Linked DNA regions of Mus musculus: region 2 is linked to region 1. A link is a loop called in an ENCODE intact Hi-C map of the cell type or tissue named here. Cell type or tissue: left cerebral cortex. All regions are shown on one strand. Each heading gives the region's core, and the rest is flanking DNA. Links, peaks and the distances in the headings are about the cores only. Region 1 holds the start of Pop4 (processing of precursor 4, ribonuclease P/MRP family, (S. cerevisiae)). Region 2 holds the start of 1600014C10Rik (RIKEN cDNA 1600014C10 gene).

The links. Hi-C counts contacts between places; a loop is a spot of excess contacts. Peaks named below come from ENCODE experiments on the same cell type or tissue, not always from the same donor. Only the 100,000 strongest peaks of a DNase experiment are listed, where the experiment ranks them.
Region 2: a loop joins it to region 1, with 9 times the contacts of the local background. A loop is called at or near these places in 28 of 42 quality-filtered maps.

The regions. Positions count from the first base shown.
Region 1 is chr7:38,258,791-38,273,661 of GRCm38, forward strand. Pop4 (processing of precursor 4, ribonuclease P/MRP family, (S. cerevisiae)) reads right to left here and starts at 12,558. Exons shown (of 7, transcript NM_025390.4): 1 at 12,357-12,558; 2 at 10,112-10,164; 3 at 8,579-8,805; 4 at 7,337-7,414; 5 at 7,110-7,171; 6 at 5,538-5,639; 7 at 4,030-4,519. The coding sequence starts at 12,363. The coding sequence ends at 4,383. In left cerebral cortex, for the core only: CTCF peaks have their summits at 8,422 (motif pointing left) and 8,621; a DNase peak (open chromatin) is centred at 8,323; H3K4me3 peaks cover 674 bases; H3K27ac peaks cover 149 bases.
Region 2 is chr7:38,175,975-38,190,845 of GRCm38, forward strand. It overlaps 1600014C10Rik (RIKEN cDNA 1600014C10 gene), which reads left to right and starts at 7,813. Exons shown (of 4, transcript NM_028166.3): 1 at 7,813-7,925; 2 at 12,632-12,802. The coding sequence starts at 12,643. It overlaps D530033B14Rik (RIKEN cDNA D530033B14 gene), which reads right to left and starts at 7,808. Exons shown (of 1, transcript NR_165180.1): 1 at 6,598-7,808. It also overlaps the pseudogene Gm22203. In left cerebral cortex, for the core only: CTCF peaks have their summits at 6,745 (motif pointing right) and 8,153; DNase peaks (open chromatin) are centred at 6,772, 7,241, 7,870, 8,063 and 1 more place; H3K4me3 peaks cover 1,830 bases; H3K27ac peaks cover 1,793 bases.

The DNA.
Region 1 (14,871 bases), core at 4,184-12,183:
TCTGTAAATGCTGAGGCCTTCTGGGTTCCATCTTGGTGGCTGGAAAACATCTTTGTGGAAATCTCCTGAGACCCAGAATAGTGAACCCTCAGGGCCTGTTCTGGATTTCCTGCTGCCCCAACACTTTCTCTTCTGTAGTCCATCTCTGTGCTTGTCTACTTAGCAAGGCTTGTCCTTCACAGCTTGTGAGAAATTACCATGAATGTTATTGACTCTAATTTTAATTTGTCTAGCACTGTTGTGAATGAGGTCTATTTAAGTCATCCATTAAAGGCCTATAAGGTTAATTAAATGGACAATTCCAATATGGTTCTGTTAGAACCCCCTCTATTAAATTAATATTACAGATATTTAACAGATGTCTTAATCAGGCATTATACCTAAGAAATGCAAACTAAATTAATGCTAAAGCCATTGTCTAGAATGTGAGCCTTTTATCATAATTGATAAATTTTGGGAAGAATCTTCATGTTTATTTTTCAAAACCCAAGAGACTGGTCATTTGATGATCCTTTTCAGCCTCCAGAAAATCCTAGCCCAAGAATCTATGGTCAAATCACCCATCAGGGTTAGAAGATATTTAATGCCATCTGGAATGTACCATCCTCAAAAATTGGTGAGAAGAGAAAGCAGGTGGGGTGCTACATAAACACCCAGATATCTGGGTCCCACTCCTAGAGTCTGACTCAGGAGGGCTGCGGTGCAGCAGATCGGCTGCTGTAAACACGTACCTGCTTACCCTGGTGCAGGAATCCCAGTCTAGTCTGGGAGGCCTTCACGTAGTCAAGTGGTCCCATTTGACAGATAGTAACTTGGAGACCCTGAAAGATGTCAGGAATTGGTGAACTGATCAGAATGTTGTATCCTGATCCATGGTTTAGAATGTGTGTAGAAGTTCCTGCTATCTCTTCTCCGCCACTAGTGAGCTGGGTACAATCTCAGGCATCTCTTATGGGTTTGAGACTGGTGGCCACAAGTCTCCTTACCATGTCTCCTCCTGATTGGCTGGGAGAAGAGTAGGCAGGCCTTCTCAGGCCTTGCTTTGATTTCCTGAGTTTTTTAGGATGGTTCTGAACCTGGGTGTGGCCAGATTAATCATATCCGGTATCTCCCCTCAGGGGCCATCCCTGCCCTTGTTAAACTTTTGTCCTTGATAAAATACCTCACATAAATGACAGGAGGATGGAATTAAAAGGTGGGGAGGGCATCATGGAACAGGACACAAGAGAGACAAGAGAGATAACAGAGAGATAAGGGAGAGAGAGAGATAAGGGAGAGAGAGAGAGATAAGGGAGAGAGAGAGAGAGAGAGAGAGAGAGAGGGAGGGAGGGAGGGAGGGAGGGAGAGAGAGAGAGAGGGGAGAGGATGCCTGTGTTGTATAGCAAGCTCTTTTATTCTGTCCAGCCTCTGACCCTAGGGAATGAGACTTCCCATATGTAGGGTGGATCTTCTATTTCATTCTTCTCTGCAAAGCCCCCAGAGACACACAGAGAAGTGCAGTTTTGTTTTTGTTTTGTTTTTGTTTTTGGTTTTTCGAGACAGGGTTTCTCTGTATAGCCTTGGCTGTCCTGGAAGTCACTTTGTAGACCAGGCTGGCCTCAAACTCAGAAATCCGCCTGTCTCTGCCTCCCGAGTGCTGGGATTAAAAGCGTGCACCACCATGCCCGGCTATGAGAAGTGCACTTTTAAAAGCACTTCTCAATCCAGTCAGGTTGACATTAGCCACCCCATTATTCTACACATCTCCAACCAGACTATCTAATGCCGGTAGAACTAGGAGTGAGGACTTTGGCTGCTGACAATGGCAAGACTCTGGATACTGTGGCCACGTGCCCTAAGTTAAAGCCCATAAAATTCAGGAAAACAGGAGTTTGAAGTGTAGCAGTTAGATTGAGCTGGCTGGTGGCCTAAGGATATGATACACCAGAGGAACTCCAGAGAACCCCAGACTGTTGTCTGCTGATTGGAGTCGGGGCTGGATACTGACACCTTCCTGGTCATCTTTTTCTAATTAGGAACATTCTATAGCTGTTATTGTACTGTGCACTAAGACTCCTCAAATTCCTATGTTGAAGTCCTAACCTCCAGTATGACTATGTTTGGAGATAGGATCTTTAAGAGACAAATTGCTCATAGGGCAAGATGTTAATTCGACGGACCAGTATCATTTAGATATACTAGAGCGTCCCTTTCTTGAGGATAGACCATATGAAGAGTGAGAGGTGGCTGCTGACCAGTCAGGAGGTGTTAGCAGAAACTAACTTTGACAGCAGTGAGCCCTTTTTGAGGTGCCAACTGCTCTTCCCATTGGTTTCTATCAGACCCTCCCTGGCACCCATGTTTCTATAGTGCATGGTTTACATTCAACAGAGCTCGTTATTGTTTCTACCATAGTCCTGTTCCTTGGAGACAGAGTCACAAGTGACAAGTACCATACCACCCTCCATGAAGCTCTGAACTGTAAGGATTTGGCTAGCCATACTCTATGTAGTCTCATGTGCAACTTCATCAGTAGTGCTTGGGAAGATGTTGTGGACCTTGGTCCCCTGGGGGAGGTTAGTGATACAACAGTAGCACATCCTAGACAAGGCAAAAAGCGCAGAGACAGTGTGACAGGGGAGCATCACATTGTCTTCCCTGAGAACATCCTTAGCTAGTCAATGGAAACTTGAGTTGGGGCTGGCCCCAGCAAGTTTTCTGGGACATAACTATGCAACATAGTGTGCCTTTTTCATCTCAGAGGGTGTGGATGAATAGTTCTGCTCGATGTTATAGCACACATGCGGTTTCACTCAGGTACAACAGTAGTCACTGGACACAGAAGATGGTGTTCCTTGTAAGGAACATATACATACTTGATTCTAGTCTTTCACATTCTTGTGGGTATCCTGCTGGGAAGCCCATGTCCCTGAGCCAGCCTTTCTGGTTCAGATCTCAGCTTTCCTTGGGTAAAGTCAATGAGACCTGAGTAATGCTCACTTTCAGGGTGAGAGCCCATGTGTGCCCTCCACCAGGGAAACAGGGGTCAGGTGGGTCTGGGGAGTGCCATGAGGAATGTCTTGATGATGTAGATAGAACTGGGGTCCAGAGAGTGGTAGAACAGGTCCAGACTGTGGTACTTGGGGGTGCTGGTTAGTTAGAATTCCCATTGCTGTGAAGATTTACCATTCTAATAAAGGAAAACATTTAATTGGAGGCTGGCTTAGAGTTTCAGAGGTTTAGTCTGTTATCATTGTGGGAAGCACAGCACCATTTAAACAGTCATGGTGCTGGAGAAGCTGAGAGTTGGACATTTTGATCTGGAGGCAGCCTGGAGGAGACTGCATTCCAGACCATGCAAAGCTTGATCACATACCTGAGACTTCAAAGCCCACCTCTCCAGTGTCACATCTCCTCCAACAAGGCCAGAGTTCCTTAAGAGTGGCACTCCCTATGGGTCAAGCATTCACACACGAGTCTACATGGGGCCATACTTATTCAAACCACTGTAGGTGGTTCTGGGAGTAAGCATTCTATTTTTCTGTCATATGAAGAATGTTAGCCTTACTCATTTCTCTTCCACTCAGTGTGATCTGAGTCGGAGCCATCCAGGAAGTGACCCCACCAGCACCACCGCCTCCCTGTGAGTGGTTACATGTGTTGCCAGGAGAATTTCTGAGTTGGCTGGCAGACATTTGCTTCTTACAAGCAAGGGGCAAGTGATTCCTGTGAACCAGGTTTCAACTACAAGGCTTTCATGATACCAGCCTGGAGTGCTGGCCCAGTTCCAATGGTACTGGCAGATCTGGCCCTCTGCCCCATTCTGACTACTGTAGCCAAATCTGAGCCATCTAGCAAGCTCACGACGCCTGTGTGTGAGAGCAGCAAAGTGTAGGCAGCTCAGGGTTTGGAGCTGAGATGACTTCCAGTCAGATCTGATGTTTCATACCGTGAAAGCAATCGGAGACGGGAGGTGGCCATGGGGTGAGGGAGCCACAACCCCCCCTTCCTTTCAACCCAGCAGAAGTACAGGAATTTGAAGCCATTTATGCCCGTGGTCTGGTTTTATTATTATTTCAATAGCTGATTTTGTTAGAATGTTCAGGATACACAGAGAAGTAGGAAAGGCAGAGCCTAAATGCCCCCTTCTTCAGATGACCCAAGGTTAATCCTGGTGTGTTTCTGCTAGTCTTTCCTCCCTGTGGAACTAAAGCTAACTTAAGGTCACCTAACAGTACAAATATTTACCCCTAGCTTTCTCCCGAGTTGTTCGATGCTCTTCAGCCCCTCTGTTTTCCCTGGACTACAGACGGGCTACAGCCAGAGGCTCTTCAAGAAAAAGTGAGTATTTAGGGAGTTTCCAGTTCTTCAGTGTCAGGGACATCTGTCTCCAGTGGCAGAGTTCACAGGTCAATTGATCCCTTTGCTTTGAACTTCTTGGCAGACCGCTCACTTGCCCGAAGCTGGAATTTGCTTCCATAAATGTAGGAAATGAAGTCATCAATTTCTATGGTGAACACACAATTCAGCTTGGGGATGACTGAAGGGAAAAAAAAAAGAGGGGGAAAAAAGGATGAGAAGCAACATGGGGAGTGCATTCATTTTTGTGTGGAGCATTATTCATACATACTTGTATTCAAGTGAGTTGGACAGGTGTGGTGGCACACACTTTAATACGAGCACCTAGGAGACAAAGCCAGGCAGCAGGCAGATTTCTGAGTTCAAGGGCAGCCTGGTCTACATAGCACGTTCCAAGCTAGCCAAGGCTAGATAGTGAGAATGTCTAAAAAAAGTCTATAGGAATGAGGAGATCAAGCCAGAAATACCAAGGGAGACATGGGCCATTTGACTCAGTCTAAATGTAACTCAATGCCTAATTACAGGTTCTGGGGTGAATGACTCAACTCCCACGACCGAAGGCTCCCAGGCCCACCACCAGGTAGGGTTTTCCATACAATTTTGCACAGGTTCTTAGATGTGTGCTCATGAGGAAACTTCTATACCACTTCCTTAGACTTACAGTGCAAGCAGAACATCATGGAAAAACAATGAAGCAGGGCTCTGGGGGTAAGCCAGGGGCAGAGCGCAGGATTAGTAGACAGAGGTCCTGGGTTTAATTTCCAGAATCAACAGATAAAGGAATGAGTACAAACCCTCCATCTGTTGTTTGAATCTCTGGATATGTGGGTAAGGTCAGGTACAGAGACCCCAAAAGATCCAGAGTACCTGCTGGAACTTGCTAAAACTCAAGAGAACTAGGGTGCAGTTCTCAGAACTCCAGGTATAGGTTGCTTTGGTTTCTCCTGCCTTTCTTTTAGTTACTCATTTGAGAGGTGGTGACTTTGGTAGGTAGAGATCCAAGAAACAACCAAGCAGTTCTTCTGTCCTGTTCATGGACAGGCTGCAGGCTGTGTTCATAGATGTCTCCTGGGAGAGCCACATAGGCAGCGACCTCACTCACATCATAGTAAGCACTTGCAACCTGTTTGACTCCACAGGAAAGCAAACCTGGAAGGGAGATATAGTGGCATCTGATACCCTGGGGACACAGCACTCACCTTTTAGGTGGTCTTCTCTGGTGATGATCTTAAAGACATGTTTGGTCTCCTGCAGAAGGATTCCTGTAACTCCCACATAGGAGGGGCACTTGGATTTCGTGACTGCAAAGGAGAAAGGCAACTGACTGTAAGGACTGGGTGGTGCTGGCAGTCATTGCCAAGCCTCAGAGACAGGAAGATGGGCTTTTCTAAGCTGAGGAAGAAAGTGCTCAGAAGATAGTGGCTCTTGGGCAGTGACCCAGCTAGCAAGAGCCCAGGCTTCCTAGCCCCTTGTCCTGTGCTTCATGATCTCTTGGCTATTCTTGGGTGTCCTTTAGTTTTGGGCAGGGTTCTGGAGCCGAGAGGTAATACACAGAACCAACAAGTCCAGTGTACTGCTGTTGGAGCAAACACCATGGGCAGGGCATCTATCATTTACTTTTGGGTCTCCTGAACTTTGTCTGGAATGTAGTCCTTCTATAGAGTTGCCTAGCAATGGCATGAGCCACCTCATAGGCAGGCCCCTTTCCGCTTCCGTGTAGTCAGCATTCACAGAAGAAACTATGTGCCCAGTGAGCTAGGAGGGTGCTGGGGCAGGACACTGAATGAGATGGTTTGTATTCTGCTCCTGTGGAGCTGAAGCTGTGGTAGAGGACAATGTATAGTAAAACACGGGCAATTCTAATTCTTGATACTGATAATGGCTACAAGGAAAATAAGAACAGAATGGGGGTGGAAGAAGAAACTTTAGTGCTAGTAGACTCTCAGAAGTGACATCAGGAAAGGGGACCGAGGTACATGCATATGCAGAACCCCTTGGTTGAATGAAGGACTCAAGCAAAGACAACTGGTGTGCAAGCTACAAAGTGGCCAAAGGACACCGAAGCTGCTAGAGGCCTAGAACGGGTAACGTAAACAGCAGTCTGAAGTCTGACTGCAGCCTTCATTCTGGGTATTTAACCTTGTAGTGTATGTGGGAATAAAACAGTATGTGACCTGGGCAGGGTGTGGGGAGGCCAGAGAAAGTAGTCGCAGCACCTTGAGGGAGTGGGTCAGATTTGGGAGCTAGGTGTGTTAATGTCCTTGAGGTAGAGGATTGGGGAAAGAGGTAATTTGTATGTACTTCCTAGTTTCTAGCCTGGACAAGCTGTGCTATTCTAGGAGATGAGGCAAGCAGATCAGAGACAGCTGACCTCAGGGGACCAACGGCTTGGTGTTGGATAGCTAATCTGAGGTAGCTCTTGGATGTCCATCCAGGCAGCTTTGGGTGTCATGGGGTGAAGGAGTCGTGGGAAAAGTCTGCACTGGCGGTGACCCCTTGGAAACCATGATGGGAGGGAATCTGGGCCCAAGAGAATCGGCTAGAGCCTCGATTCCAACAGTGTGAGCAGATGGCACCAAGAGAGCACTTAGTGTGTGTTTAACAAGGAACCAGGATGGGTTAGATCACAACTATCTCAGATCCTCACTGCTTGTGACTTGGAGATAGTTCAGGGATGCCAAGTGACAGATGACAGGCTGAATGCTGTGACACACACTTCACTTACACTGAGTAACAATCTCCAGATGACTATATGCATTCATAGAAATTACCTGAAATAATAGCACCATGAAGATCTGCCTTTAGGAGCTTGGCCTGAATCATCTGTGGCTGCCTAGGAGGTGAAGAGCCCACAGAGAAGAGTCGGTAACAAGCCAGTAACAGTAACTGCAAACACAAACACAACCCCACAGCCTGCTGGTTTCTCAGAGCATCTCTAATGCTCTCCAGGCTTGGCATCTGCTCCCATGGCTTCCACGGCTTCAGAACTAAAACTCACGTGTCCGGCTTGAGCCCATTGCACAGGTCCCGGATGTACTGTTTCCAGAGTTCATGGAGAGGGAGGAACAGGCTGTATCTGTAAAGAAGCCAGAAGCATGAGCTCGGCGTTTACAGCGCGCAGCACACAGAGCTGGGCTCCAGGCTGAGGATGAGCGTAAGGGAGCACCGGAGACTGTGTGGGAGGCCAAGGCTCTCCAAAGTGCCAAGTAACTCCCCAACCTGCTACTCGAACTCAATTTCTTCCCTGGTAGAACCTCTTCAAGGCTAAATATCTGCTCTCAAAAAGGTGGTCCTTCACCTAGATGCCCACCCTCCTGGCCAGACATACGATGGTGGAGCCCCTGGCTCAGACCCCCAGCTGAAGGTGGCGATGCACCATCAGCCATAATGACCCAGGTGCTGTTCATCCACATTCCTTTTCCCAAGACAAATGAGCAAAGGAACATTAGTCTTCTTAGCCCACACTTCCAGGAGGTTAAACTTAATAGTCCTTGGGAGGAGCAATCCCTTCTGTAAGGTGACAGGACTGTGTAGAAGGCGAGAGTAGAGCCCGGAAGCTTTCCTCTGGGGTGATTATCATATGTCTTGGTGCACAGGGTTAGGCAGTCAAGAACAATGGCTCAAATCAGAAACAAGCACTTCCTTCAAGGAACCCAGAGAGGCAGATCCTTGGCAAAGTGACACTGTCATGCCATCTGGGACATAGAAAGATATGTGGCTAAAGTGCATTATACAAAGCCAGTAAACAGTAACTGCAAACACAAACTCAGAACTATATCAAGAAAGACATCCTCCCACAAGACAGTGATGTATTCCTTTCAGAAATGTCTGAAATGAGTAGGTGGGACCGTTCCTTGGCAGTAACCTCTGAGTGGGTGATACTGTCTAGTTATGTTCAAAGCTACAGGAAAGTACACATTAAGGCATATCAGTTCCTCTTTTCTAGAAAGCTGAAAGCAAACAGCCTGTTGCCATGGAAAACAGACTCACTTATTATTAGTGAGGCTAGGACAGAAGCTAAGTGATGAGAACCCTCAGTCTCACCAATGCCTGCCCCTCAGAGGCCAAGCACAGGCACAAGGAAATTGGAAGGGGGAGGCTGCCCTCTTGTGGCAAGAAGTACCTGAGCATGAGTATGTAGGGATGTCCAGTGAGGCCCCCCCCCCCCCCAGTCCTTGAACCCTGACAAAGATGACAAGGCAAGGTTGGATGGTAAGACCATTAGGAAAGATGGGCATACCTCTGTTGCTCTGGTTTAATGTCAAAGAGCCGCATGTCTCTCCTCTGTTTGGCAGAGAGGCCTTTGGATTTCTTCTTTGGCCTTGGCCTTGGCTTTAGGCGAGTGAAATATTCCAAGATCACGGCCTTGCGCTGCAGATGGCTCTCACAGTCTTCTTGGCTCATGTGAGGTATGCTCTGCTTCAGGAAGGCCCGCACAAAGGCCTCAGCCCGCTGGCTTCCCAGCTCCTGCTCGGAGACATAGTGGTGTTGTTCACGGTTCTTGTGCCCACAGACCCCAGGGCCCTCATACCCTGTTCCAGAAAGCCACTATCTTTGCTGATCCATCTCTCTATCCACTGAGGCTCACAAATCTCTTGCCAAGTGTTTGCTACGCACAACTGCCAAGATGTAAAAGAAACACTCATACACTAATTGTGACAGTGTCCCACACTGCAGCCAGGTCAAACAATGACTTCCTGTCCTGCTTCTTGAGGATCCTCTACTGAGGATTCAAAACTTTTTGTAATTTAGTACTTCTCTAATCCTTGTGGGGAAGGAAGTTTGAGACATGGATGATAGAGGTTAATCAGTCATGACTACAAGGCCAGCTTAAAGGGGAAGGGAGCTGGGGTTCTTAGGAAAACGAGCCAGTCTAGCACTAGGGGAAACTGCCTGTGGTTTCCAGGAAAGTCACGTCCTTTGAGGGGGCATTCTGACAGTGAGCTTCACAGTCCTCTTTAATCGCTTTTCCTCTGGAGTTAGGGCAGCAACAGTCTATTCCTCACTGGGCAACAGGTACCTCACTTGGCCTTCATCACCTGAAACCCTGTTACCTGAGGACCAACCTCTTCCCCGGGCCATTGGCTGGGCTCTTTTTTGCACTAACTGCACAGTAAGGCCAAGTCTGGGCTAACTGCCAGCTTTAGGTTAACGTATGAATGCTGACTTCTACCCTCTCTATGGTAAAGCAAGGGAGTGAAAATACAGAATACACAACCTTCAAGGTACTTGAAGGTAGGGATGGCTAAACAATCCATCATTGATATGACGACAGTTTGGTTCTTTTAAATATACATGTGGTCTCTCTTTCACTGGGAATTAAAAATTAAAGGTTAACTGGCCTTTTAAAATCTTGACTTCAAGGCTATGTTCTCTTTAGGAGCCACAGGTGAAGCTGTTGCCCAAATGACAAAGCACCATGAAACATCCAGACAGAACTTGTAACATCCACTTAGGAAATGGGCTGAGCACTGACCAGGATACAGAAGCAAGAGCAAGACTGGCTTCAGGTGGGCACAGGCTGCCATTTCCTGCAGAGTGGGAGATGACGGGAAATCAAGGAGTCCAAGTCCCTCAGAGCTGACTCTGGTGCCCTAAGAACAGAGTCTGGCTCATGAAGACATCAGCACAAAAGATGTCTATGGGGCCTGATATTCAGAGTGTAAAGTCAAGGAGGAATCCATGGGAAAGGACAGCTAAGCCAGTCTTAGAAGATACTGAGCCAGCTTTGCCATCACCTCGACTGCTGGCCGCCCACCCCTGAAGACTGTACCTGCACATCGTGGTCCTTGGCTTCTTTATGAGAAAAGGCATGGTAGATGGCAGCTGGGGGAGGAAAGACAAACATATGGAGAGATGATTATTCCTGTTAGGAATGAGAATACTAGCCGGGGCTTTTCTAACTATGCTAAGAAGTACACTTATTCAGAGAAGGAAGACTGGGTTAGTAGAAAAAAGAAAAACGTTCTTGGTTGATCCCTTTTGCTTTACTCTGCAGTGCTGGGGGACTAACGCCAGGGGAGTGTAATGTATGCTAGGCAAGTGCTTCACTGTGGATACAGACCCCAGCCCTCTTATGTGTTACTCCTTCATTTTAAGATAAGGTCTTGCTTTGTATCCTAGGCTAGCTTCCAACCCACATCCTGTTTTAGGCTCCCAGGTGCTAGTTGCTGGGATTATACACATGAACCACCATAGATACTTCTTACTCTTCCCTCTTGCCAACTTTGTCCTAGAAATTCCCAAGATGTAGTTTTTTTAAAAAAGTACTCCTCAAGCCGGGCGTGGTGGCGCACACCTTTAATCCCAGCACTTGGGAGGCAGAGGCAGGAGGATTTCTGAGTTCGAGGCCAGCCTGGTCTACAAAGTGAGTTCCAGGACAGCCAGAGCTATACAGAGAAAACCCTGTCTCGAAAAAAACAAAAAACAAAACAAAACAAACAAACAAAAAAAACAAAACAAAATAAGAACTCCTCAAGGCTTAAAGAATCGCTGGGATCTTATTAAAACGGAGGGTTTTGGTTCCTACTCCAGACTCAGCATGTCCAAAAAAATTCCTCGCTGGGTCACATTTAGAGTTGATCTGATTTTAAACACCCAGGAGGTATAATTATACTTGGGCAGTGGCCCAGTAAGTCTAGTAAGTCTAGACACTAAAAGAGAGGAGATATTAACGGGTAGGCTGTATATGGTTGAAACACTACATTTTGCTGACTACTAAGAGAGGCTTAAAACAGATTTTTCACACTTTAAAATCTATAATGTATCCTGACCAGATAAAATACAATAGTCTTTTTCCAAACTCTACATACTATCTTCATGATGATGAAACCTCTTTAAACCTCCACAATCCTGTTTCTTATTTGTTTGGAGGCAATCATCATGGTGGCACTGGGGCAGAGACTACAGGAGTAAATGGGAAAAGGAAGGGCCCATGACCAGAAAGTGCAGTTCACACTACACCCTATACACTGCACTTCTGAGCTGGGTGTGGCGGCACACATGGTTGATCCATCCCATTACTTGAGAGGTAGAGGCCGAGCTGGTTCACACGGTGAGCTCCAGGCTAGTCAGGAGTACATAGCTGACTTTATCCCAACAGCAACAATAAGAAACAAACAAACAAACAAACAATCCATCTCTGTCTCCCTGAGTATATGCTTGACCCAAGCAAACAAACCAAGGTACCACAAGTTTTATATACAGAATCTAGCTCTCTCTTGAACAATGGATCAAGATTGAACTTTATTGTGATAAACATGCAGGGGCTGGAATCCCAGGAAGAACTTTGTTTTATTTACCCCAGATGCCTCGCATCAAAGTTGAAAGTCTTTCTGCAACATGCAGTAGGTGTGGGACACTCACAGCTTGTCAAGCGGTTGGTTGAGTGAGTGTGCATATATATTATCTTAATGTCATTAATCTTTCTAAGCAATTTTTAACAGTAGCTCTTCTTTGTTATGCACATAATAAAGTGGTAGCTGAGACACGCTAAGAAACTTGTTCTCAGACAAAAAGGGCATGAATCACCAAATCAGAGGCAATATCTTTACCTCTCTCCTCTAGTACTGCCCCAGTGCTTGGCTGCCCTTCTGGGCACAGCTCTTTTCGGCTCAAATTCCAAAGCCTTAGGTGTACGATACTGCCCCTCAGCAGCTTTTTACAGGGGCAAGGGTGAAAACCAGGTGGCAGAGGGGTGCAGGTCCTTGACAGAAGTTATACGGGAAGGTAGTAGCTAGGTCCGGTCAAGAACTTGGACCCATCTCTTCTAGTTCCCCCGAGAGGCCCCTGAGGAGAGCACACAAACTCGATCCTGACATTTATTCCTAGCTAAGAGACTGAGACGGCGGATTCAGACTCCGGGCCTCCATTTCTTTTGTGTACTAAGGTAATTCCCTGGAAGTTGCCTTAGGACTCTGTTGAGACAGGTATCCCTGATTCATTTCCCAAGCCAACTTCTAGTTCCGAGGTTCTATATTCCCACCCCGGCCCCGCTCCGCGTCCCTCATCCCACTTACCCTTCATTGTCGGCCAGCTTCCGGAGCTCTCTGGCGATGTCTCCTTCAGGCCTCACTCATTCCTTTCCTTTCTTCGCTTTGTTCAGCGGCTTTCTCCCGCCGGGACGCTGCTTTTTTGTTTAAAATTCCACTGGAAAAATCCGATAAGCCCAAGAGACAATTAACAAAGTGCACGGACTTGCTCCACCCTGCGTCAGGGGATGGCGACCAGATTTCGGATCGGGCGCCTCTCTGACGTCATTGACGCGACGGCATCTGTGTGCGTCCGTCACTGGCACAGGCTCTGTGGTTGAGAGAGGAGCGGATTTTGCGGGTCTGCTGTGGTGTTCAGTATGCAAGTGTCTGTAACTGGAGTAGTCGTGTTGGGGGGTCAGGATTAATGAAATGTAGCGAGAGCAAGCTGCCATAGAGAGGACGCGAGGGAGATTGGGGACGAGGGAGGGCACAAGTTGGCCGGGGATATCGGCGGTAACGACTGTGGGATTCCTTTTTTTTTTTTTTTAAGCAAGAGGCTTACAGTGTTGCCCTGGGTAATCTAGAATTTACTCCCGAGAATACTAGTCATATTTTGTACTGGTGGCCGGGGGTATTTAGTCCTGTTTCTGCTACTAAATACTTTTATGACCTCGTTCAAAGGTCTTTTTCCTATTAGTAAAGAAAAAGAGTAGGTTTATTTGCTATCGGATGCAAGAAGGTAGAGACGTGTAGTTAGTGTAGCTAGTATAACAAAAGTTACATTTTATTATGCAAACGGTCATTTCATAGGTTCACCCCCTAAATTCCTAACTACCTAAGCCTATCTCCCCAAGGCTACCCTCCTGTGTGACTTATCTTAGCTGAAGGTCAGGTCCAGTCTCCAACAGAAGTTTTTGATTGGAGTGTCAGATTACTCTCCAGCCGCAGGGCAGATGAAGGTGGCTTCTCTTCAGTTGTGCAGAGCAGAGCATTGCTCTTGGTGCCCACTAATACACTGTCCACTGGGTGTCATGGGGTTCTAGGACTGTGTCTAGTTGTCTTGAGTGATGTAACTGGGTTCTGGTTATCAGGTGCTGCCTTGGGTGTACTGGGGTTCCTTAATTAAACGTTTTACATGGGGTTCCTTAGTTAAACGTTTTACATGTCTAAAAGGCACCTATCTTCTTCTTCTTCTCTCTCTCTTTCTTTCTTTCTTTCTTTCTTTCTTTCTTTCTTTCTTTCTTTCTTTCTTTCTTCTCTTTCTTCTCTCTCTCTCTCTCTCTCTCTCTCTCTCTCTCTCTCTCTCTCTCTCTCTCTCTCTCTCCCTCCCTCCCTCCCTCCCTCCCTCCCTCCCTCCCTTCCTTTCTTTCCTGTGCTCATTGCATCTTACCCCATTGGTCTCAAAATGTTTGCTCTTTTAAAAAATTGATTCTTTTTCACTGAAGACAGTGTCCCAGACACTTGCTTTGTGGTCTAGGCTGAGCTTGAAAGTGCAACATTCCTGCCTGGCCTTCTGGAGCATTGGAATTTATAGTCTATCTTATTATATCCAGTCTAGAAGGCATTCTTCAGACTTGGAACATTAGTGTCTGTCATTATGATAAAAGACAAAAGTGATTCTCAAAGATCTGGGACACAAAGGCCCAGGCTAGCCTTTTCTCTAGACCAGTTATTAGGAGTCTTTTAATGGACCCTTTCAAATATCTAGCATAGCTTTGGGTATATGTCACTGTTCCCTGTGATTCTCAGATTACAGTAGGATGTGGTTTTTTTTTTTAATTTTTTATTTTTTTTCAGAGTAACAGTGACACCACAGATGGCATGCTTACTATTTTTTCTTTTTAAGAAGGAGAGATTCTAACTTTGTCATCCTCAGAAAACCGTATGAAAAAAGATACCTACTAGAGTTTTTGTGATTGTTGTTTATGATTGTAAAGTACTGGAGAGAGTAGTTGACAGTGATGGACGGAGCAAATGAAGTGTGTGCTGATTTATTTGGTCAATTAAGTTTATCACAAGAGTGCACAGTCAGCAGGCTGGGGCTGGAGGATAGAGAGGTTGAGGCCCTCTTAGCATACACATGGAGACCTTGTCTGAATAAGCAGACAAGTGAAGGGTTTCAAAAATTCAGAGTTACCTAGCAGAAGGGTGCCCAGAATCTCTGTATTTTAAAATTTTTAGTTTATGTTCATTGGTATTTTGCCTGCAGTTATGTCAATGTGAGGTGTCAAGAAGACCTGGAAGGGGAGTTACAGACAGGTGTGAACTGCCAAGTGGGTGCTGGGAGATAGAACACAGGTCCTCTGGGAGAGTAGCAGGTGCTCTTCCAGCCAAGTCCTTCCAGCCCCAAGAATCTATATTTTTTTTTAAAAGAGATTTCTTAAAAAGTACCTCTTCCTCTCTCCCCCTTCTCTCCCCCCCCCTCCTGTTTGTGTGTGTGTAATGAACTATCCATAGAGGTCAGAAGAGAACTCCATTGGACCCGAAGCTATTGGTAGTTTGGAGCCACCTAGTGTGGGAGCTGGAACCTTTGGAAATGCAACAAGCGCTCTTGATACCT
Region 2 (14,871 bases), core at 3,614-11,613, 83 kb before region 1:
TCCTACGAAGCAAGGCCTGGCAGCTCATATTGGTATTCTTAGTCCTGGAGAGGCTGAGGCAGGGGGATAATGAGCTCAAAGACAGTTTTTAGGCTATGTAGTCAGATTCTGTCTCTCAAGACCAGTGTAGGGAGGGGGTATGCCATGGCACACACCTTTAATCCCAGTACTATGAAGGCAAAGGCAGGAACATGGCTGTGAGTTTGAGGATGGTTTAGTCTATATAGTGAGTTCCAGGCCAGGGCTTCATAGTGAGACCCTGAAGAAAGAATGGAAGAAGAAAAGGAGAAGGAGGGGACAGGAGAGAGGGAGGGACAGGCAGGCTGATGACTTGGGGGAGTCATATTAATGAGGCACACTTCTGGGCGTGTCAGTGATGATCCTCTCAGAAATAACTGTATTCTGAGGACTCTGACCTCCCAAGGTCCAGCCTCGGCTTGGAGAGGGGCTCTGGGGAAGGGATGTCTGGGCGTGGCCAGAAGAACAATTCCAAGTTCATCTGTGGCTTTCTGACAGCCTTGTGCTCTGCTTGAGATAGCTCTCCAGACAGCTGAGCTCTTGCTAGGAAAAATTCTAAAAGCTCTCTAGATAGCTCATGGGTTTTCCAACCTAAGTCAGAAAAGCTGCTAGAAAATATTCTTGGGTTTTCTGAGCAAAGTCAGAAATCCTGCTAAAAAAATTCCAAAAGAGCTCTCTAAACCATTCTCCCTGGGTGACTTTCTCTTGCAGACTAGTCTTTTATATTTTATTTTTTATTCAGACTAAATATATATATATATATATAATCAATTCAGTCATTTATTCCAAGTTCCCTTTTGATTATCCTGTGAATCAGCATTTTATGACTACAGGCCCTTGATTCTTAAGAAAAGATAGCAAGTACATTTTTTTTTTAAAAGAAAACATGGCAAATTGAATTCAGAGAGCCACCAGCCTTTATAAGCACAAACAATAAATTTAGCTGGGTGGGATCTTGCTCTGCGATCCGCACTTCCTAAATCTCTTTACCTCCTTCCTTAATATCTTTCTGACAAGCTGGCTCATAGTTCAGCACCTCTCTTCTTTTAGATCTGTGAAGCCCCTCATATAATTCATATTGCATCCTCATACTTTGCATAGCTGAGAAATTATACATTCTTGAACTCATGTTTTCAGAGTTCTTTGCCACAGCCTTAAAGGCTGTCCTGAAGGTCACTGCATTTCCCATTTTGCTAAGGACATTAGACACACCCTTGACTCCTGGACTTGTGCTGTCTCTGATTATCATGGGGTCATGATAATGGCAGAGAGGACATTGCTCCAAAGGAAGAACATAAAGTAAAATGTACAAACAGGCCTTCTGTCTAGCAACTGTCACCCTAGGCTCACACCCCGCCTAGCTCTACTCCAGGGCGGAAACTGCATCCCGCTGTCCCTTCTGCACGGCCATGCAGGACTCTGCACTGACCTATCAGTGGACCAGTCCCTCAGTGGCATTATTAAGAAGTGGGAACAGCACAGCATAGAAGAAGGAAGTGGTCCTGAGAGTGTTCTATCCTGGGGGCTCTGACCCCATCACCATTCCCTCTGTGCTAAAGATCTGCTTCTGACACATACTCTCTCCATCATGGTGTGTTGTCCAAGGACATGAGGCCAAGTGACATAGATTGAACAATGATTTGTAACTGTAGTTCTAGGAGACATGACGCCTTCTTCTTGCCTCAGGGTCCTGCAGTCATGTATACACACATGCAGACACACATACCTACATATGATTTAAAAATAATAAAGATAAAGCTTAATATAAAAGCACACACACATATATCCACCCCCCCATCTTAGGTAGCGTTTCATTGCTGCAAAGAGATTGGGTGACCAAAGCAACTCTTACAAAGACAAACATTTAATTGGGACTGGCTTACAGTTTCAGAGATTCTGTCCACTATCATTATGGCAGAAAGCATGACAGCATCTAGGCAGACATGGTGCTGGAGGAGCTGAGAGTTCCACAACTCGATTCAAATGCAGCCGGATGTGTGTGTGTGTGTGTGTGTGTGTGTGTGTGTGTGTGTGTGTGTGTGTGTGTGTGTGATTCTCTTCTCATTGGGCAGAGTTTGAACACTAGGAGACCTTAAAGCCTGTGTACACAGTGACACACTTCCTCCAACAAGGCCATACCTCCTAATAGTGCCACTTCCTATGAGCCAAGCATATTCAAATCACCCCCCCCCACAGACACACACACACAGTGCAGATTATACAACTTTTCAAGATAAACCTAAAAACTTAGATTATTTATTTTATATGTATGAGTGTTTCATCGCATGTGTATATGTGTGTCACCTTCCTGCCTGGTGCCCGAGGACGTGAGAAAAGGAATCAGATCCCTGGGAATTGGGGCTACAGGTGACTGTGAGCTGCTGCTGTGTGCGTGCTGGGAATGGAGCCCAGGTACTGTATAAAAGCAGTAAGTGTGCTTGACTGCTAAGCTATCTCTCCAGCATCCTCTAGATGAGAAAAGGTTGAAAGCATGCTGACCGGGATGACTAGCAAGTAGATACAAGTGACCTCACAGTATGTGTTTGAAGCAAAAGAAAACATTCGGCTGTTGAGGAAACACTCAAACTGACTAGGATTTTAAAAAATGCACCCAATGCAGCATTAAAGTAAAAACTACTTAGGAAAAAAAAAAAAAAGGATTTCCATTCTATGAGCAATTTGAAATAAAAACTTCAGAATCGTAGGAGTGACTCTACCATAATTTTCTGTAATAAAACATCTATTATAACAGATATAGCAATACAATAAAAGTCCCATTGTTCCAGAGACTGTATCATAACTGAAACAGGATAATTATAGAAATACTTGTGTGGGAATTGCATGTTCAACAGAACCATTGAAACCCATTGTTCTCAGACTAAATAAGTCTTCCAGTGTGAGACTCTCCCGCACCCTGAGAGGAAGGCAAGGTGGATTTTTTTTTTTTAAATCTTTTATGGCATTGTAATCTTCCAAAGTCCCCTCAGGGCCATCTGTGACACATTCCTCAGGGCTCATCCAGAAGTCATCTCTACACTGTATTTGGAAAGCTAAAATTCATGAGTGGGGTTTGAAGTGGGTCTAATTCTTTTTACATTTTTTTTAAATTACTACTTGAATGTGGTATTGCACGATTTTAATCCCACTACTTGGGGGGAAGAAGCAGAAGGATTGCCACAAATTCAAAGCCACTGTGGTCTATGTAGTGAGTTCTAGGCCAGCCAAGGCTACATAGTGAGACCCTGCCACAACTCCACCAAACAAAAACAAATTTACTAGCATATATGTATTGTATGGAGAGCTAGGTTTCATGTCATTTTGTTCAAATATGTCATACACTTGGACCACATTCACCACATTATCCTCTCTGGCGCCTATGATGTTCTGGTTCCTTGTCCCAAATAGCAAGTGTCCTTTCTACTTTCCTAGAATATGGTTCTTATTTTAAATTTAAATTTTATTTTATGTAAATGGAAGTTTTGCCTGAATGTATGTCTGTGTACTATTTGTGTTCCTGGTATCCACAGAGATCAGAAGAGGGCGTCAGATTTCCCTGGAACTAGAGTTATAGTGAGCTGGGCAGTGTTGGCGCACGCCTTTAATCCCAGCACTGGGGAGGCAGAGGCAGGCACATTCCTGAGTTCGAGGCCAGCCTGGTCTACAGAGTGAGTTCCAGGACAACCATGGCTACACAGAGAAACCCTACCTCAAAAACAACAACAATAACAAACAACCAAACAAAAGATTTCTAGAGTTAAAGTGAGCTGCCATGTGAGTGCTGAAAGTCTAAGCTCTGGAAGAGCAACTAGTGCTCCTAGCTGCTGAGCCATCTCCTCATGCCTGTGTGTTTCATCTCTGTGAGACATTATCTTGCTATGTAGCTCATGGTGGCCTCAACTTTGTAATGATCCTCTTGCCTCAGCCTCTCAAATACCCGGCAGTAGGCAGCTTTAGGGTGCAACAGAGCTCTGTCCAGTTCATTTGTAAATTCTCCCGTAGAATCCTCAGGATGCCTTGTAAACCCTGGTCACTGCCAGTGTGCTGGTTCAGCCAGTGTCCTGTTCTTAGTGGACAGCACACCTTTTGTCTCCCCTCGTCTTTAATCTTCACAATATGCTCAGGTTGTTGAGAGCCTGGGCTCCTGTGCTCATTTTGTATGAGGACAGTAAGGGAGGGTTGGGAGCCTGCCTAGGGCTTTGTCTGGAAGCTGTGTTTGCACTTGAGTAAGTTGGCACTTGAAAGGCTGGGGGCCTGGGAGATTCAGCAGTGAGGAAGCCTGAGGGAGTTGTGGCTCTACAGGGCCGGAATGACAATAATCCTGGCAGTGATGACCGTTCATGGAATGCCCCAGCAAACATGCAGACTGGAACGAGATGTGATAACCGTCTACCGAAATCCGAAGAATGAACTAACCTTCATCAGAGTGACAGAGCCCAACACGAGGTTGTCGTCAGTCTCCAAACATCTTGGCTCTGACGGACGGCACTTTCAGAGTAGAGATCTCTCAAGACTGAAGTGTTGGTGGTCCTCATGGACACACCAAGCTTGACTTAGGCCTGGCCTGAGGGTTCTGTGTGTGTTGTGCCATGGAGTGGGCATGCATCTCTCGGGCAGGTGCTCAGAGGTAGTGCTCACAGCTGGCATTCAGCAAGTGCCTGATGTTATGGGTTTGTCCTAGCTGCTTTTTTGATGCTTTGATAAAACATCATGCATGACCAAGGAAGCTTATAAAAGAGAAGGTTTAATTGGGCTTCCAATCTCAAGGTTAGAGGTTATGGTGGCAGAGTGAGAGGCAGGGTGGCAGGTGACTGGAGCAGCAGCTAGAGGCTCATGTCTTTTTTTTTTTAAGATTATTTATGTATTATATGTAACTGTAGCTGTCTTTAGACACACCAGAAGAGGGCATTACGGATGGTTGTGAGCCACCATGTGTTTGCTGGGATTTGAATGTAGGACCTTTGGAAGAGCAGTCAGTGTTCTTACCCGCTGATCATCTCTCCAGCCCCTTGTGTCTTTTTAAAAATTATTGTCATAGTTTGAATATGCTTGGCCCAGGGAGTGGCACTATTTGGAAGTGTGGCCTTGTCAGAGTAGGTGTGTCACTGTGGGCGCGGACTTTTACACCCTAGTCCTAGCTACCCCGAAGCCAGTATTCTGCTAGCAGCCTTCAGATGAAGATATAGAACTCTCAGCTCCTGCACCATGCCTTCCTGGATTCTGCCATGTTCCTGCCTTGAGGATAATGGACTGAACCTCTGGACCTGTAAACCAGCCCCAATTACATGTCCTTTATAAGACTTGCCTTGGTCATGGTGTCTGCTCACAGCAGTGAAACCCTAAGACACTTATTTTTATTAATTTTTAAGTGTGTTTGTGCACACAGATGCAGTTGTCAGTGGAGGCCAGAGATATCAGAGCCCTTTGAAGCTGGAGTTAAAGGTGGTAGTGAAATGAACGTGGATGCTGGAACTGAACTCAGGTCCTCTAGAAAAGGAGGAAGTAGTCCTAACCACTGAGCCTTTTCTCCAGCCTCAGAGAGCTTATATTTTGGTCCACAGACAGGAAGCAGAGAGCACACTGGGTATGTCATCAGTCTTTTAAAACCTCAAAATCCACCCCCAGTGACACACTTCCATCAACAAGGTCACTTCTCAAAACAGTTCTACCAACTGGGGACCAGATAGTCAAACATATGAGCCTATGTGGGCTAATCTCATTTGACCACCAGGTTGAATTGTTATTGTCCCGAAAAGACTTGGAGTCCTAACTCTGTCACTGTGTATCTAACTGTCTTAGTTAGGGATTCCTTGCAGCTAGAAGACTGTCCTCCCCTCCCCCGCCCCCACCACACATCCATGCAGCAATAGAGAAGATTAACACTGTAAGCCAAGGGTTATCGAAGACTGGTAACTTTACCAGAAGCTAAGAGAGACAGAAAGGAATCTTTCCTACAGGCTCAGGGGAGTGTCAGGGGAGTCCCTTCAAGTTGCTGTAACAACATAGCAAGGATAGGGAATTTGAGCTACTGAACCAATTTCTTTGGAGACAAGGAAGTCCAAAATTAAGATACCAGCAGGTTTCAGGTCTAGTGTAGCTAAGCACTTCATAGATGGAGGAAGGGGACAATAAGCTCCCTTGGGCTTCTTATATGAGGCCACTAGTCACCTCCCAAAGGTCCACTACTAAAGACTTTCAGTGTGTGAACTTGGGGATAGGAAGGAAGAAAGTTGAGGGAGGGTCTCCATCTGCAGCCTAGGCTGGCCTCAAACCCTGATGGATTTGCTTGTTTGTTTGAGACAAGGTTTCACTATGTAGCCTGGGTCAGCTAGAATTCTCTTTGTAACCAGGCTGGCTCCAAACTCATGAGATTTGTTTGTTTCTGTCTCCCAAGTGCTTCGATTAAAGGTGTACACCCCTGCACCTGGTAGCTAGCCTCAAATTGTTGAGCTTTCTGCCTCAGAAGGAGCTCTATCTGAGTAACAGGATTGTGGATGTACACACACCTACTGTGCACCTCTTTCACAGACGGCCTCAGCCGCTACTGGCTGTCTAGGAACACTTCTAGGTGTCAGGGTGATAATTTTAGGGCTTTATTCATCGTCGGTGTGGATGTCTTATAGCCTAGTCTCTATTCTCCACTGAACTTTCCTGTTCCCATCATTGCTACATACTTCTGATATTTAGGCAAAGGAGAAAACAAGCGAGTCCGGTTCTCGACCTTGCCACCAGAGGGCGCTGCCCGCGGGGGACATTGAAGCGCCTCACCTCATAGCTCCACAGAGAGCAAGGAGCTAATCTATTCTTAGCCTCAGTTAACTTTGGCTCTTGAAAGTCACCCAAACTCGGGCAAAAGCTCCTACTCGAAAACGCACAGACTTTTCCACTCCAGCCAGGAGAATCTTGATGTTAAAAGGGGTTCGAGGCCTTCTAAGAAGACAGAAAAGAAGAAATAATATGGCCCTGCACAGATCATCTGTATGCCCGCAGCAGCTCTCCACCCCCACCTGGCAGATCGCGCTAGGGGCCACTTGGACCTAGACTGGAGTTCGCTCGCCACACTCTCTATTTGGGTGGCATTGGCTAGCCCAGTCCCTCTGTATCTAGTTTGTCACTGACAACCGTGCGTACTCAAGACTTTGCTCAGGGTTAAAGTTCAGTATTGGGAGAGATACCAGATTTGGCATATTTTCAGGCCAGCCCTAGAGTCCTTGGGACCAGGGGGCGGGGACTGCTCCCTAGGCCTCTCTGGATTTTTCTGTTACTCTGCTCTCTTTCTGAGTGGCTCCCTTTGCCCTGCAAGTGGAGTGGGCTCTGTTCTGGTCTTAGGAGGTCTGAAAGCTATACCAGCCCCTGCGCGTCCCACGCAGGCCCCAGCGTTAATTAACCAGCAGTCGCTCCTGACAGCCAAGCCCCTCTATCATCTCCCAGGTCCAGGACCCTGTGGGAGAAAGGGTCCGGCAAGTCACAGACCCAGCCAGCGCAAAGGGCGATCGAGGAGAACCTTCCAGGAACCGTCCCAGATCCTAAACGTGAGGTTGGGCACTGAGTGGGGTGGCCAGGCGGAGAGGAAGTGGGGGCAGCGGGTCCTCGCGACACAGAGTCCCCTCCCAGATGCTCCCCATTTCCGCAGGCACAGAGCTTCCTAGCCTGGGTCTTGGTGTCAGTCAATCAGACGCTGGGGCGCGGAAGGGACGCCTCGCCCCGCCATCAAGATCTTTCCCCAGGCCTGTCCCATCTTGAGGACCCAGACTCATGGGGACCCAGAGCTCGGCGACCCGGAAGGCCGGCGGAGCCGGAAGGTGGGAGGGCGGAGCCAGGGTGGCGGTGGCCTGTGAACGCCTCTCTGGAGCTGGCAGAGCAGAGCCGGCCTCAGTGCCTTGGCGGTCCCAGACTCCAGCTCGGTAAAGGTGCGCGCGGGGAAGCCGGGGTCTGCGAAGCCGGTCGGGGACCCTACGGTGTCAGGCCCAGTGCTAGAGCTGTTCATCTCAATGCAAAGGACCTGAGACACTGAAGGCCTAAGCTGCAGCGCCGAGGTTGGAGTAGTCAGCAGCTCCGTGCGCTTCCAGCCGCAACCTGGATGCTTGGGAGTGCGCGTGCGCGGTGCGGTGTCTTCCCACAGTTTATGCCTTCTGCCTAGCGGACTGCTGTGCTTGGCCCAGAGAGGGAGGAAATCTGGGCTCTAGCTTAGGGATGGCCAGGAATGAATGTCAGGGGATCAAAGGGCCAGATTAATTGGAGCTGTTGTTGAAAAACGTTCTTCTATGACTAAGTAGATAAGGTGCATGCATGGCCGGGTGCAGAGGGCACGGTGCTGCTGAGTGATGGGTGTCAGTTAACTCTGCGAGCTATGTAGCGAACCTACCACTGACCACTTCTGATCTTTCAAGAGAAATTAGGAAGATCTAAGATATATGTAAGATTGTATTATTGCTGTTAGTTTGAGACTGGGTCTCACTATGTAACCTTCACTGGTCTTGATCTGGGAGTCCTACCATAGCCTCCCCCATGCTGGGGTTATGGGAGGGAGCCAGCACACCCTCGATATCTTCTTATTTTTAAATACCAACAATCAAGTAAGTAAACAACTTAGTAGGCTGGAAGAACAGGGTGATGAACTTCACAGAGGACAGAGTACAACTGGGGAATTCCAGACAGGGGAGCAAATATTGCTATTTGGCCAAAGACCTGTTTTCCACTCAGTTTCTGTTTGTTTCTCCCTGCAGCCTCCCCTTACCCACCCCCTACCCCTGACACATTTCCTCCCTCTACTCTGGGGATTTGAATCCCAGCTTCGTCTAAGATTGCTATAAAGAACATGGAGCCCCCTGTTACTCTGAGGCCTCCTCCTCTGTTCCTCACAACTTGATTGGACTCAGGTCAGGCTGCTGTCCAAAGGTTTGAGTTTTTCACCTCCTCTGTGTATGGGAGCCCTGCTGTCATCTTCCCTCCAGTCTGGGTGACTATAGGACATCAGGGCTCCCAGTTAGCTTTTGTCTTCCCTATGGCTGGCAGATGGACTTCCGGTGAACAGGACCTGTTTTGAGGACAGCATTATTGAAGTCGTTCTGCTCCCGTGGGAAGGTCCTGTCTTCTGCGCCCCCCATCTCTTCCTCGCAGACAGACAGAGGTGGCCCCTGGAAAGAGGAGAATGGGGCGTGTTACCTTTCAATTTCTTGAGCCTGAAGAATTCAGAAAGTGAAAGCTTTCACATAGACTCCAGGTCCCAAACCTTTCTTTCACCACAAAAGCCTGTTGCTGCCATAACTTCTGGAATTACTCTTCAGGAAACCTAGGCCAGCCTTGCCTTGCCTTGGAGACTGCAGAAGCCCAGCTGGGGCGGAACCTTTCTTGCCCGGCTCTCCTGCCCCCTGACACTTGCTAAGGAGCCTGGCTTGTCTTCTGGCAAAGGCTTGTCTGGGCGTGGTAGAGATTGAGAATGGCATGTGCATGTTGGAACCTTTTCTTTTCTGCTCCATGGGCTTTGACTTAATGTTATTCAGAGCAAATCTGGAGGTAGATAATTCTTTGAGTAGGTAATCAGGGGTAAGATGGGTGAGTCCAGTACTCATTCCCAGCTCCCTCCCCCCACCCTGCCCACACTTTTACATTCTGTAGTTTCGGCTACTCACAGCCAAGTAGTAAGTGAAAAAAAAATTCAGAAATGAACAGTTCATGAGTTTGAAATGCTATGCAAGTTTTAAGTCATGGGCTGTTCTATATGGTTAGAAATTTCATTCTGAGTAGTAGTAGTAGTAGTGATGAGCTCAAGTAACCTCGTTTTATTTAACAATGGCCCCAAAGCTTAGGAGTTACAAGGTCAAGAAACCAGAGCAAAAAGGCTGGCTGGACGGATTGACCGTACTTTCAAGCATCTGCTGGAGTCTCCCTGTGTGTTCCTTATGGATGAGGGGGCAGCTGTGTGCATCTCTGTCCTAACTCCTTCACATGCCTTGTCTTGTTAGGAAGCCACCTTTTTGAGAGTGCAGATTCTTATTCTGTGATTTGGACTGGTGCCTGTGCTGGTGCTGAAGCTGGCCCTCAGAACCAGAATGTCACAGGCCTTGTGCTTCCGAGTATGGGTGGTGTCCTGCAGTCCTCTGAGACCTGGGCTGCACCTGAACAACAACAACAACAAAAAACCCAAAAGCTGGCTGTGCACCAAAGCTAAACTAGGAAGTGCTTAGCTACTTTACAGATTGGGGGTGGGGTATTAGTCTTTTGAAAGGAAGGTATTCATCTAAAGTTTGTCAGCATGGATAAGGAAGTCAGAGATGATGGTGCACACCTACAGTACTGGGAACCCCATACAGAAGGTCCATGAGTTCCAGGTTAGCCTGGGTTACATAGTAAGTAAAGAAATCTCAAAAGGGGATGGGGGTGACAAAATTGGACATTTCCAGGACTAGAGCACAACATACAATGTCCAGAAGTTTTTTTTTTAAGATTTATTTATGTATATGACACTGTTGCTGTCTTCAGACACACTAGAAGAGGGCATCAAATCCCATTACAGGTGGTTGGTTGTGAGCCACCATGGGGTTGCTGAGAATTGAACTCAGGACCTCTGGAAGAGCAGTCAATGCTCTGAACTACTGAGTCATCTCTCCAGTCCCCCAGAAGTTCTTTAAAATAGCCCTTGTGACAGTATGGTGGCTCCGTGGGTTCCTTATAAGGGCCCAGAACTCCCAGAGTCTCAGAGACAATTTTACATGAAGAGATTTGGATTCTGCGGAGTTCTTGGGTATCAAGAAAAACCAAGCAAAGCCCAGGAGAATGTCAGCCTGTTGATGGTAGCCTGGGACTCCCTCAGGAAGTTCCCTCAGCTGACTAAGGCCTCAGCCTCCTGGGAGCAGGAAGCGTCTCTTGGAAGTGTCACATCTGCTGCTTTTTCTCAGCAGCCTTATGAGGTGGCCTCTCAGCGTGTGGTCTCTCCTTACCTACTACTCCCTCTGTGGGGCACAGTCCACCTCACCTATGGCAATGCCTCTATCCCTCACTTCCCAGCCAGCAAGGCAATGCGTCCTGATCCTAGCAAACTGCTCGTAGGCTCACTGTTCTTCAGGGCTGCCTGTGGTTTCCTGTATCTTGCAAGCCCATGGTTTCCTGTATCTTGCAAGCCCCCGGGTGGCTCTTGTTTTGAGACATGGTCTCTTGCTCTGTAGGGCAGGCAAGCCAGATCTCACTGTGTAGCCCAGGCTGGCCTCAGACTCATCTGACCTTTCTTCTACTTCCTGAGTGCCAAAATTGGGCCTATGAGCCACCATGCCAAGCAGCCAGCCTCTGGAGATCTTTCAGTTATTTTGTTCTATGATTGTTTCATCTCGGTAGTTTATACTGTTCCTGGTTTTCTTTATTATTAATTAACTAAGTAATCATTATTCTTTTTATCTTGGTAGAGAGTCTAGCTATCTAACCCAGGCTCTCCACGGGCTCATAATCCTCCTGCTTTAGCTTCCCAAGTACTGAGTATTGCCTTGTGGTACCATGCCTAGCTCTTGTCTCTGCCTGTAATGTCCCAACAGGGTCCACAGTGCAGAGTCAATCACTCTGCATCCCTCTTGCTCATCCTTTACAAGGACCTAGCCTATAAATGGTCTCTCTTCATCTTTCTTTTCTTTTCTTTTCTTTTCTTTTCTTTTCTTTTCTTTTCTTTTCTTTTCTTTTCTTTTCTAAGTATTGTTCATGCCAAACATATTGTCTCCCATGTAGAATTGTACTTTCAGCCCCATTTTCACTCCATATTAAAGCTAAGTATCTGACTATTGGCTTCAGGCTCAGCAGGCAAGTGCCAGTGTGGCTCAGAATCTTGTCCTTTCCCCACTTTCTTGCTTGGCTCAGATACCTTGTCACATCAAGAGGCCATCTGGATTTGGCTTTTCCTGTTCCTGACAGCCTTTATACATTGAAGGTTTCGTGAGCCACTTTGGAAGTGTGTTTGTGTGAGAGGTCAGGTTAGCTTGGTAGGAGCAAGTGAAGCCTGTGGCTGAGGCTGTTTCCTCATTTGTCAGAAGTCTGAAGTTAATCAGAAGGCAGAAAAGACCTTTCATCCACTCGGCTGCTTCCTTCCGTAGCTTGTTAGCTCATGCCCAGGCTCTTGGCTTCAGAGAAGCACAGAGGGCTGCGTGCCTCTCTGGCATGCACATGGCCAAGCAATTCTTCCCAGAAGATGGGAGCTCCTTCTAAAATGCTATAAAGTGTTACATTGGGTTAAAATACTCATAAGTGTATTAAAAAAATCTTCCTTTCAGCTATAAGGTATAGTGGTAGTATCTCTCCTATTATCCCAGCACTCAAAAACCTGAGAGAAAATGATTATGAGTCCAGACTGGTCTGGAATATGTAGCAAGACTTTATCTCAAAAAACAAATGCAAACATGCACCGAAGAGATGACTCTGAAGTTAAGAAAACTGGCTATCGTTCCAGAGGACCTAGGTTCAATTCCCAGCACCCACATGGTATCTCACAATGGTTTGTAACTCTAGTCTAGTGGGTCTCTGCCTTCTGAGGGCACAGACACATATGCAGCAGGACACATGTATACTTTTTTTTTTAAGTACACAAAATGAGCAAACACCAAAGCCCACCTATCTATCTCTCTGAATCATCTCCTAGGGTCTGCTGAGATGCCCATCATGGTAGATGACATCATGAGGCTTCTGTGCTCCATTTCCCAGGAGAGGAAGATGAAGGCGGCCGTCAAGCACTCTGGAAAGGGTGCCATGGTTGCGGGGGCAATGGCCTTCGTCGGTGGCTTGGTTGGTGGCCCACCAGGAATAGCTGTTGGTGAGTGAGGGTGATTTTACAGGTACAGCCAGCCTTGGGGCTATCATAAAAGCTCAAGGGTCAGGCCTGTCATCCCTGCACTTGGGATCCAGGAACATGGGAAGTTCAAGGATAGCCTGAGCTACAAAGTGTGTTTCAGGCCTCCAGCATGGTTGGGGTTTTGGGAACACATGGGAGAATGACCTGGTAAGTACGAATGGTGCCAGTCACATGGCCTGCCTGGTCCTGTTTGTATGGTATGCCCCATCTGCTTCTGAGCTTCTGAGCTTTTGTGTAATGCAGAATTCTCTTGGCCTTGGTGTTTGTATCTCTCAGAGCCTGCAGGCACCTTTCCTCCAATGCCAGGAACCCTTTCCTGGAATTCTTCTGCCCTTTCTCTAGAGATATATCTATCCTTGAGTCTAAAAGTACTGGGTGTCTGGGTCCCGAGAAGGGACCCAGAGAAGAAGCTAAGCCCGCCAACTTCCTTCCTTGAGTGTGGCTGTGTCTTTATGTGCCTTTTCCTGCTGTGAGAGAACACCATGACCAAAGGCAGCTTGGGGTCGGAAGGGTTTATTTCAGCATGAAGGAGAGACAGGGCAGGAACTCAGGGCAGGAGCCTAGAGGCAGGCGCTGAAGCAGAGACCACGGACTGCTGCTTCCCGCTTCTCTTGGCTCAGTGTGCTTGCTTTCTCCTCTGATGGACTGTTCAGCACAGTATGGTTAGCATCCCCACATAGGCTGGGCACCTGCCACGTGCAGCTGGGCAGTTCTTCACTGACTGCTGTGGTTTCCAGTCCCCATATCCTAGCAGGCTGGGCAGAGGGGGGCTCTTTTGTGCTGAGGCTGGTTTCAGTTTCCCAGGTTGCCGACACCCCTTCCCGCTTACTCTGTACTTCCCTTCAGTGGCAGTGTTGACATCTGAGAAGGTTGCATTAAACGAAAGCTACATTTCATAGAAACGGAAGAACACACACAGATGGCCCAGACAGGAGCTCAGACATCAACTTCCTCCCACGACAGGAGAAGACAGCCCACATCTCGTTTCCTTAGAGTTGCCTTCACCTTCCACTCCTACCTAAGTGTCCTGGGGACGCTTGGCTGGGGCTGTTGTATCATATGGCTATGTCCTGTCCTGTTTCTGTTGTGGCAGCCCATATTTTATTCAGGTTGAGCAAGAACAGAGTCTGTCTGGACTTGCTGCCTCTGGCCCCTGGTCACGGTGGGTGCTTCATTTTCTTTAAAAGACACATAGCTTCTCCTTTCTCCAAAGGTCTAGTAGCAACTTGTGCATCGATGTCCTGATATCCCCACTGCATTAAGTACTCTTGTAAATCAAATATTGATGTTCTGTATGGAGGTAGTACAGATGCTTGCCGTACAGTCAGGTCAAGAGGTTCACTGGTATCAGGAGGAATAGTGCAGTCAGACTTGTATGAACATCCCTTCCTGGGATGCCTCTTTCCCTTAGAGACCAAATCTAGCTGCCCATTTGTAGGGAGCTGTCTGCTTCCAGAGCCACACTGCTTGGGTGTCAGTCTCTGTCTCCTGAGTCCAGCCTACAAGTGGGTTCTCCCTGACATAAGCTGGGTGGTCTGTTTACTTAATGAAACATTTATAAAGTGAGTATTTTTATTTTATATGCATGGGTGTTTTACCTGCGTGTCCATTAACTATATGCATGCAATACTCACAGAGGCCAGAAGAGGGCGTCAGGTTGTTTGGAACTGGAGTTAAGGATGGTTGTGAGCCACCCTGTGGGTGCTAGGAATCAAACAGTAGCCCTCAGCAAGAGCAGCCAGTGCCCTGCTCTTAACCACTGAGCCTACTCTCCAGCCCCACCTACCGTTTTTGAGCGATGATCTCTATGAATGTCAGACTGGTCTGAAACTATGTATCCCAGATTGATGTTCCTTAATGAGGTGGTACAGATGCTTGCAGTATGGTCAGATCAAGAGGTTCACTGGTGTTAGGAAGACAAAACTGAGTTCCTCATGCCTCAGCCGCCAGAGTGCTGGAATTACAATCATGGTGTCCCAGTATTAAAAGAAGCGAAGAGGAGGGCATCTCCGGGGAGTCCACAAAGAAGC